Regions from separate parts of the Homo sapiens genome. Here region 2 is linked to region 1. A link is a contact called in ENCODE Hi-C data. All regions are on one chromosome and are shown on one strand. The core of a region is the stretch at or near the end of the contact, and the rest is flanking DNA. Distances in the headings are between cores, read along the strand shown. Region 1 overlaps THADA (THADA armadillo repeat containing). Region 2 overlaps EPCAM-DT (EPCAM divergent transcript).

The links. A loop is a pair of places that touch in the nucleus more often than their neighbours do. Pooled maps may share reads with other maps.
Region 2: a loop to region 1 is called in a pooled map, with 11 times the contacts of the local background. The contact joins two enhancer-like sites. A Hi-C loop is called at or near these places in 2 of 37 single-sample maps with no recorded cell type and 2 of 50 pooled maps.

The regions. Positions count from the first base shown.
Region 1 is chr2:43,404,528-43,411,376 of GRCh38, forward strand. All of the region lies in intron 28 of THADA (THADA armadillo repeat containing), which reads right to left. It also overlaps the pseudogene RNU6-958P. Among named protein-coding and RNA genes, the nearest start is that of LINC01126, 180 kb to the left of the region's middle. RefSeq lists an enhancer at 3,746-3,925. Within about 2 kb of position 3,989, at least 3 of the 41 ENCODE cell types and tissues checked have a DNase peak (open chromatin) inside an H3K27ac peak, as active enhancers do.
Region 2 is chr2:47,307,083-47,313,289 of GRCh38, forward strand. The region is part of intron 3 of EPCAM-DT (EPCAM divergent transcript); the gene reads right to left. Among named protein-coding and RNA genes, the nearest start is that of BCYRN1, 25 kb to the right of the region's middle. RefSeq lists enhancers at 2,520-2,709, 3,970-4,039. Within about 2 kb of position 3,254, at least 26 of the 41 ENCODE cell types and tissues checked have a DNase peak (open chromatin) inside an H3K27ac peak, as active enhancers do.

The sequences.
Region 1 (6,849 bases), core at 2,739-5,238:
TGTACCTTCTGTGATCAGAATCAATCACTTCCTTCCCTCTGCCTACTCCAATTGCATATTTAGCTCTCCCATAGCAGCCAGTGCATCTCACTTACCTTCCCCACAGTAGCTCTCAGGCATCATCATGTCTGCTAGACTGAAATGACATTGAGAACAGAAACAGGGTCTTCATAGTTCTTTATCACAGAGCGCATAGGACAGGGACTTAAGAACATGCTCTGGAATCCAGCAGACCTAAGTTTACATCTGAGTTCTGACACTTACTAGTGTGTGACTTTAGATAAGTCAGTAAACCTAGGTTTGTACCTTCTATAAATGGGGAAAAGGAAGAGTGCTCATTTCATAGGGCTGTTGTGAAGTTTAAATGAAATAATGCATGAAAATAAAATGCCTAGAAGACAGGCAGGTGGAATAATTTGAAAATAAAACCTTTATACACATTTACAAATTGTTTTTCTCTAGTGTTCTTTGTCTCAACAACTGGCTGAGGAAACAGAGCCTGGCCTGTACCAAACAGGCTCCAAGTGCTCACAGAGGCCTACCCTCCTCCTTCCCCTCTAAATGAGCTGGAAAGGAGAGGAGGCTTGAGTTTCTCTGGGGCCTATTCACTTGTTTATGTGAAGCCCATTGGCTTTATTCTCCAGGTCCAGGGCCCAAGTCTATTTTCTGTCGACTCTACCGCTATTATACTAAGATTTCTTTTTCCTTTTTAATTCTGTGTGGTTCGTAGTTTCAAATCTTGCCTTCAGGAAAACATATATGTGTGGGTACGTGTGCATGCATAAAAGAGAGAAACCACACACACACACCAAGTTTGTATCCAGTGAGTTGGAAAAAGCAGATATTTCTGCACGACCTGTAAGTATTAAATATGTTTTTGTTATAAATGTGGCATTCCTGAAGCCCTTTTCCACATTCTCAGGTGAGTTCAGTGATGGCCAAGGTTGCCAGATTCTCTACTTGTTCTTCCTATGCCAATATTCCATTCATCAAAGGATCTACCACCACCACCCGAACTAGTTGCTCCTTTTCCTGCAATTCAAACCACTAGCACATAAAAATTGCATTGACTGTAATCTTGCCCTCTGCATAGCTCAGGGATTTCTTTATTCAAATATATTTCTTGGAAGAGTAATGAGTTCGGAGCTTTTAAAGTTTGATTTTTTAAAAATCCTTGGTTTGGGTAGTAAGGAGAAAATAAGAGCTGTAGACAGTAGCTAAGCTAAAAACTGCACATTTCCAGACACACAAAGTAACTTCAGGTAGAATGTTTACATACGTTACCTATCGGGCAGCTCAAAGCTCTTTGCAAATTAATTCTAAGCAACACATTAAACCCTTAAAAAAAATTATGAAGAAAGGCCAACAATAAGCCACAACAGAACATCTGAAAACTGTAGTGTGTGACCCCTTGAGACAAGCCCAACCACAGAGTCTAAGCCTCAGAAAAGCATGCTTTTGAGGTCACCTTCACATTGCCTCCCAGTGACCCAGGCTGACAGGCCACAGGCTATTAATTCCAGGCTGTGAAATGTCAGCTGCTGGGAGCTAGAAATCAGCCTCCATCATCTGGACATCCCTCCACTTGCCCCTGCAAGAAATAGGCACAGCACTCAGCAACCTGACGTGGCAGAAACACAGTCCCAGGTGCAATGGCTATGGCTACTTGATTCATACCATCCCTTTCAGTGCCAGGAAATAAGGCAAGGAGATTTTCCAACAGGGAGGGGTGAAGGTACACAATGCAGTTGTTACTTTAAAAGCTCTCTAAACAATATGCTTTAATTGTTCAGAATTAGAAATATTCTTAAATAAATGAAAAGATGCATAATTTCTGAACGCTAATTTCTGGTCACTTGCTGATCAAAATGTAGAGATGAAGCATGAAAATTACATTTCATTTGAAATTTCATTTAAATGTTTCATCATTTTTTGAGACAACAACAAATACAATTTGAAACTGAATTTTTCAGATTCCAACCAAATGTTTTAGACAGCTGAGAAGAAGATTCTCCTCAGGGGCACTGAAATGTGCTATACCTTAGCAATAATTCTTTCCTGACTCTGGGAAAAATATGGAAAAGACTTTATAGCAAAGTACATACAAAGACATTGGGAGCCCTAGAAAATAAAAGGGAATCATCTTTCCTAAGCAAGTAAAAATAACCACTACACTTAGTTTGAAATTTTGGCATAATCTTCCCTCCCAGCCTATCTGAGGGGTTTCTCTCTGACCCTGTACCAATGAGCCACACTCTGGTCTACTGTTCTCCTCATGCAACAGCTGGAAAAGCATTCCGGATCTACCCTCGGGGTTCTTGGGCTGGGATGAGCTGCATGTAAGGCAGGAGCTGGGCTGCAGCATATGCAGAATGAATGAAAGAGTTGCACATTCCTCCCAATCGCAAAACCCTTCACAATGTTTCTGCTCGGGCTACACAAACAACCAAGAAATGAGCACGTTCAGGCAGCCACTGACTCTTTAAAGGGGGCTGAACATAATAACACTTGGCCCCTCAGCATGTCGCCTTTCCTTGCAGGCAGTGGATGGGTCTGAGAAATCAGTAACAGGCTGGCTTTCCTTTGGTGTTGACTGCTCAAAGGCCAAGTTCTCAAAGTGATTTAATACAGTTGAAACTCACACCATTATCCTTTAGAGCAAGAGATTCCATATTTACAGTGATTGATTTTTCAGTTCACAAACACAGGAATGGGTAGTCATTTTAAGACACTACACAAAGGAATAGAGAGAATTTACCATCTTATTTTTTAAACCCTATTATATATAACCCTACTATATATAGATAGAAGGTTTAGAAAGGAATGCTTTTATTGACATTAAAAAACTTTTTTTTAGCTTTCAAATTTTCTAGAACCTATGATAGCTCTCTATTGTCACATTAAATACATATTCTTATTCTGGTATTCAAAGTACTCTAATTCTAGTCCAAGGTTGACTGCACAAATCATAGGTGCTGAGTAAATTTTTCTTTGACCAGTTTAATTTTTCAGGTGATTATCTCTGAAATGATATTAAAATCTTAGACAATCTAAACATCCTGTGAGTCAAGGGAATGCTCAACATACACCAATTCTATTAACTTCCCTTTTTGACAATAATCTGTTACATTTATAAAAGATTCTGATATCCACGCTAAAAAGAAGGAAGGAAAAAAGGAAGTGAAGGTAGGAATATTTACTGAGTGCCTGCTAGATGCCAGGTACTTTAAAATATTTTCTCTCATTTTTAGTACTTAGATAAACCCTTTAAAATAAAGTATATAATATTATATAAATATATGTGGGTTTTCACTCTAGATAGTCTATGGGAACATAAAAAGAATGATGGATTCCCAAATAAAATGTAACCACAACCAAATAAAATGTCCTGTGCCAATTTTTTTGTTGTGATAATGAATGAGGAAACCTTTGTAGGCAATTTATCCCACTAATTTCAATGGCTGGAATGCATATTTGCAGGTCTCATACATAAGGAATTGGTAGTCTAAATATGTTTCCTACTGCTCTAACTAGTGTTAAACAAAACAAAGCCTAAAGCTTTATTCAATATTATCTTTAAGGAAGGCAAATTAGTCACCAGGACTTTGAAGCAAGTCATCCACCAAGTTGCAGCCATCAACCAACAGTTTATGAAGAACCCCACAGCAGACTGCGACAGGTTCCACAAATGCTGTGGCAGTGTCCCCTGGTATCCTCTCTCAGTACTGATCACCTCAGGTCAAATCACTTACAGTCATTCAAAGTATAGTATTGATTTTGTGCTTGCCTCGGCAGCACATATACTAAAATTGGAACGATACTGAGAAGATTAGGTTGCCTCTGAGCAAAGTATAGTATTTATTTAAAGACAAGTTTGAACTGCCCAAGAATAAAAATCTTCAACATTACTAATGACAAGAAAAGACACATACATGTCAGCACATTGGCAGAATTTTCTTGGGTGTAGAAGAAATACACAGTCATCAGCTTTAAGTGACTTTTTTGGTGAAGTGAAACCTACTGTGAAGCAGAAGCACTTACATGGTTTCCTTCGAGTCTCTTACGCAAGGCTACTTTTAAGACATCCTCAAATTAAAATATGAGTATCTAACAATGTGGCCACAGCAAGTTACATAATGTCCTTTCACATCCTCATCTATAAAAGCTTATTAGAGTAAATGATCTCCAAAGTCCCCTTCAAAAACAAAATTCAATCATGGACATTTAAACATTCCAGGCAGATAGCTATCTTTTTTATTTTAAAATATCATTATGACCTCTCTTGTTCCATTGTTTAATCTCATAATATTGATGCTAATAATAAAAGTTTTATGTCTAACACTAACCATACTCAATCTTTCTATAGTTGGAGCCAATCTTCTCTAGTTTGAGCCTCTGTGGAGTTGGAGAACAAATGACCAGTGTTTTCTACACAGAGGAAAACCCTTCATTAACTCTACTGGAATCCCATCATGAAAGCACCCTTTACTCTTCTGAGGGCTACAACCACTCCAACTCCTTTCATCATGTAGAACCTCTTCTCTAGAATCTCATTAATTATTTTGCATCTACAGAGGGTTAAATGAATCTTCCCAGTGCCATCAGCTAAAACAATGATTGGTGCTACTGCTGTATGAAAGAAATTTGAGTATTTCTTTTAATTTGATTACTTTGCAGAGACTGCATTTTGTTTTTGCTGAAGCTAATTAATGCCCCTGAATGACCCTCCTCATGTTTCACAGAAACACTTCAAGCTAAAACCAGAAAGAATGAATTTTTAAAAATAATAAAGTACAAGGAAAGTTTTGAAAAATTCCAAAAAATTGCTTTTTTTTTTTGGCCTGGAAAAATGACACAAAAGAGCAACAGATATTGAGATATTAGCAACAGACTCATTCAAGGTATCTTTTCTCAAATGAAAATTGCAATTAGGTAAGTTGAGTCATATTTCAGCATGCCTACAGTATCCCAAATAGACTACTGCCAGTCAGTTTTTAAATACCCCTGAGAAAGTCTGACATCCTCCTTTGGTTATCCCAGTACCCATGTTTATACTGCCAGTCAAAAAAAATACTTCCTTATACAGTATAATTATACTTTTTCTTGCTGCAATTTAATTTTGTTTTTCTGGTTCTACATGCCAGGGAAAGAAATAAATCTATGTCTAAAAGACTTGTATCCAAAATATATTCAGAATAATAGGAAAACAAAAGCAGGCATGATGGCTTACACTTGTAATCCCAGCACTTTGGTAGACTGAGGCAGCAGGATTGCTTGGGGCCAGGAGTTCGAGACCAGCCTGGGCAAAATGAGACCCTGTCTCTACAAAAAATAAAAAAAATAGCCAGGCATGGTGGCATGTGCTTGTAGTCCTAGCTACTCAGGAGGCTGAGGTAGGAGGATTGCTTGAGCCTAGGAGGTTGAGGCTACAGTGAGCTGTGACTGTGCCACTGCACTCCAGCTAGGGTGTCAGATCAAGATCTCATCTCTTAAAAAAAAAAAAAAAATAAGAGAGAGAAGAAAAGAAAGCAAACAACCTAACAGAAAAATTGGGTCAAAGCTTCAAACAGACACTTCAGCAAAGAAGATATATGAATGCCAAATACATGTAAAGATGCCCAACATCCTTAGACGTTAGTAAAGTTTAAATTAAAACCCCAGTGAAATACTACTATATACTCACTAGAAAGGCTAAAGTTAAAAAGACTGAGCATACCAAGTGTTGGCTAGGATATGGAACAATTAGAATTCTCATACTCTACTAGTGGGAATGTATAATCACTCTGGAAGACAATTTGGCAGTTTCTTAACAAGTTAAATATATACTCACCACGCAGCTCACCTGTTCAATTCCTGTGTATTTACACTAGAGAAATGAAAGCCTAAGTCCAAAAGGAGACTCGTGCATGATTGTTCCTAGCAAGTTATTTGTTACTAGTTGATGGATACAACATAAATGTCGTTCAACAGCTAAGTACACAAACAAATTGCAGTATATCCATACAATCGAATACCATTTGGCAATAAAAAGAAACAAGCTACGGATATACCTAACAACATGGCTGAATCTCAAAATAATTATACTGAGTGAAAAAGCCAGACAAAATAGAATGCATCCTGTATGAGTCCGTTTACTTAAAATTCTAGGAAATGCAAATTAATCTGTATTGACAGAACATAAAACAATCATTGCCAGGGAGGTGGGGGAGGGGAGGTTGGGTAAGGATTACAAAGGATGATGGCTATGTTCCTTACCATGACAGTGATGATGGTTTTATGGGTATATAAAAATATCAAATTGTACACTTTAAACATGTGCAGTTTATTTTACATCAATTGTACCCCAATAAAGTTGTTTTTAAAAGAATAATCTTTCATATACATTAGAAAAGTTGTTATACATTCTGTCTTGCTTTCTTAGCCTCCAGCTCCATCTCCAAAACATCTCAAGTCTTCTCTTCCTCAGATTAAACAAGCCCAGCTATTTCCTTTAAACTTTTACAACCAGAATTAATGTTCCCTTGTGCTCTTTTAAAAAATCAAATCAATAAACACTTAAATCCTAACAATCACACAAGAATTAAAAAACAAAAAAATTTTTTTGGACAATGTTCTGAATCTTTCACATGTTCTAGACAGGCTCAGAGAAGTTAACTGACTTGCCCAGGCTCACAAAGGGAATGAATGTATGAGCTAGGATTCAAAGTCAAGTCTGTCTCACTGCAGAGCCTGTGCTAGTTGCAAAAATGAGTGTTCCCCATCTCTGATATTTTTACCACCATAGAAGTGAACAACAATAGCACATATTAAAAGAAATTCAATTTTATTCATTTTAAGGACACTTGACAG
Region 2 (6,207 bases), core at 2,004-4,503, 3.9 Mb after region 1:
AAAAAGGAAAGAAAAATAAAGCAACATGTTGTGCTAGTCCCAGAGCTGGGCAGTGAAATTCTGCCCAATTAGGCCTGGCATTGAGCCAACTAGAGCCCCTGATTAACACCAGTGAGGATGTTTAGAGAGGGTGACACATGTTTTCTTCTCCTCTATGCCAGGCAGGTTGTTGATATAAGTACACTGTGAAAATGTTTACCATTATTCTGCCTTCACCTAATTAGAGCTTTTGGACCACAAACTTTACCCAGAGAATTTGACATTCAGAATGGAATGTAAAAGTGCAACATTGGAATACAGCTTGTGTATAGCTGAGTGACCTCATGGAACTGAGGCTTCCATCTCCCTGCAAGCCTGCCTGCAACCTGTTCCCTTCTGGTTTTGTTTGGTTGACAAGGCTAGTGAAATACCCATGGTGGAGGCTCAGAATCTTTTTGCAATTTCCTATCCCTGGGATGTTTGAAAGGCTAAATCTCCATGATAAGGATAGCTAGCATTTATTGAGTATTTGCTACCTTAAAAGATATTGCAATGTTGTGGCAAGTGAGGAAGCTGAGGCTTGGAGATGGTAGATGGTCTGCCAAGGACACACAAATCGTCAACTGTACAGTGAGAATTTTTTATTTTTTTATTTTTTTAGACAGAGTCTCCCTCTGTTACCCAGCCTGGAGTGCAGTGATGCGATCTCAGCTCACTGCAACTTCTACCTCCTGGGTTCAACAATTCTCCTGCCTCAGCCTCCCGAGTAGCTGGGATTACAGGCATGCACCACCATGCCCGGCTAATTTTTGTATTTTTAGTAGAGACGGTGTTTTACCATGTTGGCCAGGCTGGTTTTGAACTCCTGACCTCAAGTGATCTGCCCACCAGGACCTCCCAAAGTGCTTGGATTACAGGCATGAGCCACCACGCCCGGCCGTACAGTGAGAATTTGAACCCAGTTCTGTATGACTCCTGAATCCTCTTAATTTCCACACTACATCAGTATTCAACAGTCAGGACTGCCTACACAGGCTGCTTGATGGAGCTTCCCTGGCCTCCACAAAGAGAACCTCTCTCCATTAAGATTTGCTTTACATTAAGACTGGGACTTGCAGCACCTTGTCTGAGTCCCCTCCCTGACCAGCTTCCTTCTAGTAGCAGTTGTGAACTCAGTACTGCTTTCCTCTTACTCCAAAAAGTGCTGCTCTTTTCTTAAAAAAAAAAAAAAAAAAAAGTTTCTTCTGGTTATTTTTCACTGTAGAAGATTAAGAAAATCCTGAAAAGCACAGGAAGAAAATAAAATAATCCATAATTACGAAATTGAGATAATCTTTTAAAACAGCTTGATATATTTCCTTCGTGTACAAGGTGTTTTTCAGAGGCCTGTGGATCCCAGCCCCTCCACCAGCTCCTGACTCATGAGCTTCTCCCGGAAGCTTCTCCCTTTACTCTCATGGGCAAAGACTTCCTCCCTCAATCCCTCAAAGTGACCCCACAAGGACATAAGGCTATACCCTGCCACCTTCTCTTTTTTTTTTTTTTTTTTTTTTTTTGAGATGGAGTCTCGCTCTGTCACCCAGGCTGGAGTGCAATGGCACGATCTCGGCTCACTGCAACCTCCGCCTCCCGGGTTCAAGCGATTCTCCTGCCTCAGCCTCCTGAGTAGCTGAGATTACAGGCACATGCCACCATGCCGAGCTAATTTTTGTGTTTTTAGTAGAGACGGTGTTTCACCATCTTGGCCGGGCTGGTCTCGAACTCGTGACCTCATGATCCACCCACCTCGGCCTCCCAAAGTGCTGGGATTACAGGTGTGAGCCACCATGCCCGGCTTATCCTGCCACCTTCTAGCCTCAACTGAAAGTCAGAATTCTGGAGCCAAATTTTGGAGACATGTGGAGAACTGATACACAACAATTGTTACACTCTTTCCTCACTAAACTTTTTAAATTTTTTTTTTCATTTTTTATTTTTGGAGACCGTGTCTTGCTGTCACTCAGGTTGGAGTGCAGTGGCACGATCACAGCTCACTGCAGTCTTGACCTTCCAGGCTTAGGTGATCCTCCCACCTCAGCCTGCCGAGTAGCTGGGACTACAGGTGTGCACCAGCACGCCCAGTTAGTTTTTGTATTTTTAGTAGAGACGGGGTTTCACCATGTTGGCCAGGCTGGTCTCAAACTCCTGACCTCAGGTGATCCACCCAGATGATCCACCCGCCTCAGCCTCCCAAAGTGCTGGGATTACAGGCATGAGCCACTGTGCCCAGCTGATTACTCTTGTCTCCTGCTAAATCACAGACGTTTGGGGAGTTCCTTCAGGACCCCAATAAACTTGTCTGTGGAGGCCTGGGGAGTCTCTTCAGACCCCCAATAAAATTTGTTTAATCCTAAATGGATCCTGTTAAGAATTCCTCCATTATTTTGTCACGCTTTAAGGCCCAGGAAAGGCCTAGGCAAAACTCTTGGTGGGCTTTTGTTACATTCCAGTCTTTGTATAAGGGCACTGGCCCTTTCAGCTTTTAATATTTAACTTAACTACTCAGTCAGTACTTTCACAGTTGTTATGGAAGCCTGAGGATCTTGCCACTGCGCTCTAGCCTGGGTGACAGAATGAGACCCAGTCTAAAAAAAAGAAAAAAGAAAGAAAAGAATGTCCTGTATTCACACAACCACCACAGAACTGGACCTTCTTGAACAGTGCAGCATGGCTCATTCCTTCATTCTTTGATATCCCAACCCCTGCTCAGCATCTGCAGCATGGGGCACAGAGCAGGCACACCCTCCAATGCTGCTCTGTTCACTAGACGGCAGCTTTCTCCTCAGCCCTCAGTGTTCGGCTTGTGCACAGAAAACGTGAATCTAGATAATAAGAGCAAAGAACATCTCCACGGGACATAAGTAAACCACCACACCCCACCCACCTCTATCAACCTTATCTGCTTACTTGGAGCTCTGATCTCTAACAGGCAATTAATCCTCCCTTGTGGAACTCAAAAGTCACCTACCCATTCCCCAGGGAGCTGGGTGATAAGAAAGCGCAAAGTTTAGGATTACTCTTTGATAAGAGTCTTGCTTAAACAAGATCACATACAAAAGCCTGTCTGATCCCCACACCCTTCTCCCCTGGCTCCCCTCTCTCCTTTCTTCCTCTCTTGCTTGTAAGATTGCAAGATTGTGCAAGCCAACCCACAGACTTGGGCTCTGAAAGGCCTAATGCAAATTGCTTTTAGACACACACATTTCTTTCCCAGCCCTCTGTATTAGTCCACTCCCCACCCAGCAGGCCTCACCCTTACCCCCTACCTGGGAGTTGACGCTTGGGGCTCCCCTGGGAGCTGATTGCCCTGGTCTGCTCCTGGCCACTTCCCATTGGTGCTTGCTCATTTACATTTTAAAATTAGAGCAGAGTTCAACACTGTGGTTGGCTTTAGTGGCTCTATGAATTGTCCTACCCTGGTGAGAAAAATGCAGACAATATAGCCACCTGGGAAAACTTTGCTCCTAAAATAGCGCAGCCCCCACAGCATTCTGGCAACAGGTTGCTCTGTGGTGAGTCTCTGGCTCTGGGCTGATAGAAACACCCGGGGATGTAAATAGCAATGAGAAAAGGCCACTTGTACCACGATGACGTTTCGTGTTGGCGGGTTCTACCCCCACCCCAACCCCACCTAAGTTCTCTATTTTTGTTTTGCTTAAACTTCAGCTCACAGCATAAACACCCAGGGTTGAGGCTCCATTCTGCCCTAGAGCTGTGAGTGCAGGGTGAGGGGTTGTGGTGTCCTGTTCCTCCTACCATGTCCCAGCCCCTCTGTTTCAGTCTCAGCACTGTCCTCCCAGACCCTCCCTTCTGAAGGTCAGTTCCCTCTGCTGCAAAGTGGGAATAACAGCATTCGTTGGGAGGGTTGAATGAGTTGACAAAACCCATGCCTGGCACAGTGCCCGCCTGTGGCAGGCTGCAGTGTCTCAGGCCATGATTAAGACAGGGTTGTGGCAGTGATGCAGGTGCACACAGTGGTGAAGAAGCAGACGGTGGGGACCCTCTTGGCAGTCCCCGACCACACAGATGCATGGCAGGACCAGGAGGTGGGGGGCCTCAGGCTGAAACGGCCATCTCCCCAACTCCTCCTTGTTTGTCGGATTCCAGGCCAGCGCCTGGCAGCCCTTCGGCACAGAACTTCTTGTACATTCCACAGCAAGTGAAAGGGCTTTTGTCCCCACACAGGAAGAACAAATGACAAAGGCAATTGTGTGTCTCCCCACGGGCCCACACAGCAAGCTTGGGAAGAGAAAATTCTTTCCCCAAGAGTCCAGCTTTGCTGGAGCGGTTGCAGTCACAGATCAGTCAAACTGTGGCACAGCTCTGGAAGAGTGTGGCATCTGAGCTCCCACATGTGTGGCAGGGTGCTCATCGCACGCCCAGCACACACACATGTGCACAAACTCCAACACATTGCTCCTGCCCAGACTAGCTGGGCAGTGCGTCACAGATGCTCTAGCTGCAGGGGCTCAGGAGGGCATCACACCCACCCCCTTCAGGAGGTTATGGCTTTATTATTCCCTGATATGGTTTGGCTGTGTCCCTACCCAAATCTCATCTTGAATTGTAGCTTCCATAATTCCCACGTGTTGTGGGAGGGACCCGGTGGGAGATAATTGAATCATGGGGGCAGTTTCCCCCATATTGCTCTCATGGTAGTGAATAAGTCTCATGAGATCTGATGGTTTTATAAGGGGAAACCGTTTTCGCTTGGCTCTCATTCCCTCTTGCCTGCTGCCATGTAAGACGTGCCTTTGCTCCTCGCCTTCCTCCATGATTGTGAGGCCTCCAGCCATGTGGAACTATGAGTCTATTAAACTTCTTTTTTTTATAAATTACCCAGTATGGGCATGTCTTTATTAGCAGCATGAGAACAGACTAATACATTCCCCTTCCCAGGTGGGCCACAAAGGCCCAGAGGGTCCTACAACTCGCCATGGGTCTCACCGTGCTTGTCCTTTTCAGGCCTCATGGCCCACACTGTGAAGAATGTTAGGCACTATCAGAGAAAGATCTGTTTTCAAGAAGTCTATCCTGAAGGCCCTTCAAACACATAGTCATTGAGGGCCTATGAGAGGGTGGAGACTCCAGACTACCCACAGGAGATAAATTATACTGAAGAAATCATTCTCACTGGGACAGGATAGATCTCTCCTTTTACCATTTTTTTTCCATCCTTATTTTTCGTATTCTCTTGTAATTATCATAATAGGAAGCTGAGGGTTTGGAAGATTTTAAAATTTGTTAAAGGAAAAAACTTTTCTTATCAAATGAAATTATTATGCATCACTTTATTGGACCCCATGAATGGAATGGAATAACCCAACCCATTTCTGCTGCAGACTTGGCTGCCAGAGCCCTTGGTTGCTGAGTTTAGTGATCAGTCACAGTAACCAGTTCGTCCCAGGTACATCTGGTGCTCCTAATAGATGTCTGGCCTGGCATCTGCTTTTATGTTTTGTGTCTTGTTGTATCTTGAACTTAAATTTCATAAGTGATCTTTGTGCTGTGCAAAAAACTTTCATTGGCCTAACAGAGTTGGGAAATCTAGATGTTATTCCCAGTTCTGCCTGACTGACCAGTTCCACCTTGAGCAAGACATTCCCTCTATCTGGGCCTCTATTTCCTCATTTTGAAACCTATCTGTGTCTCCCAGACTTTCCTGTAACAGAATAACCTTGAGTGTTTGTTAAATATACAAAGTCACAGGCCCCTTCCCTAAATCAGGGGTGGGGACAGGGAGCTGGAATCTGTATCTTTAAACCTAGCATCCTGGTGGATTCTAATCATCTGGCAAGTTCAAAACATGAACACCAGATGGTTACCAAAGTACCATTCTATGCTATGATCTATAATTTATACAAATAATCTCTTAGAAGAAAGGAGATGAAGTTTGGTACAGATTTTGAAATCACGTGTCTTGTTCTTTACTGAATGTAGTTTATCATGATCCTCAGTTTTCATTTATAAACACACACAAGGGGGAACATTTTGTATATTCCTTTGCAAGGTGAAAAACCCAACCCAGGTGCTTGTTCCTCCTGTGGCTTTCCACTGGATTTTTACCAGGGTTGGGCCCCCGACTCCTACCCGTGGAGGCTGTGCTTCCTAGGAAGCTCGATGCATGTTTCCCCAGACACCTGCATGACTCATTCCATCACCGCCCTCTCTTGGGTGTTGACTCAAACG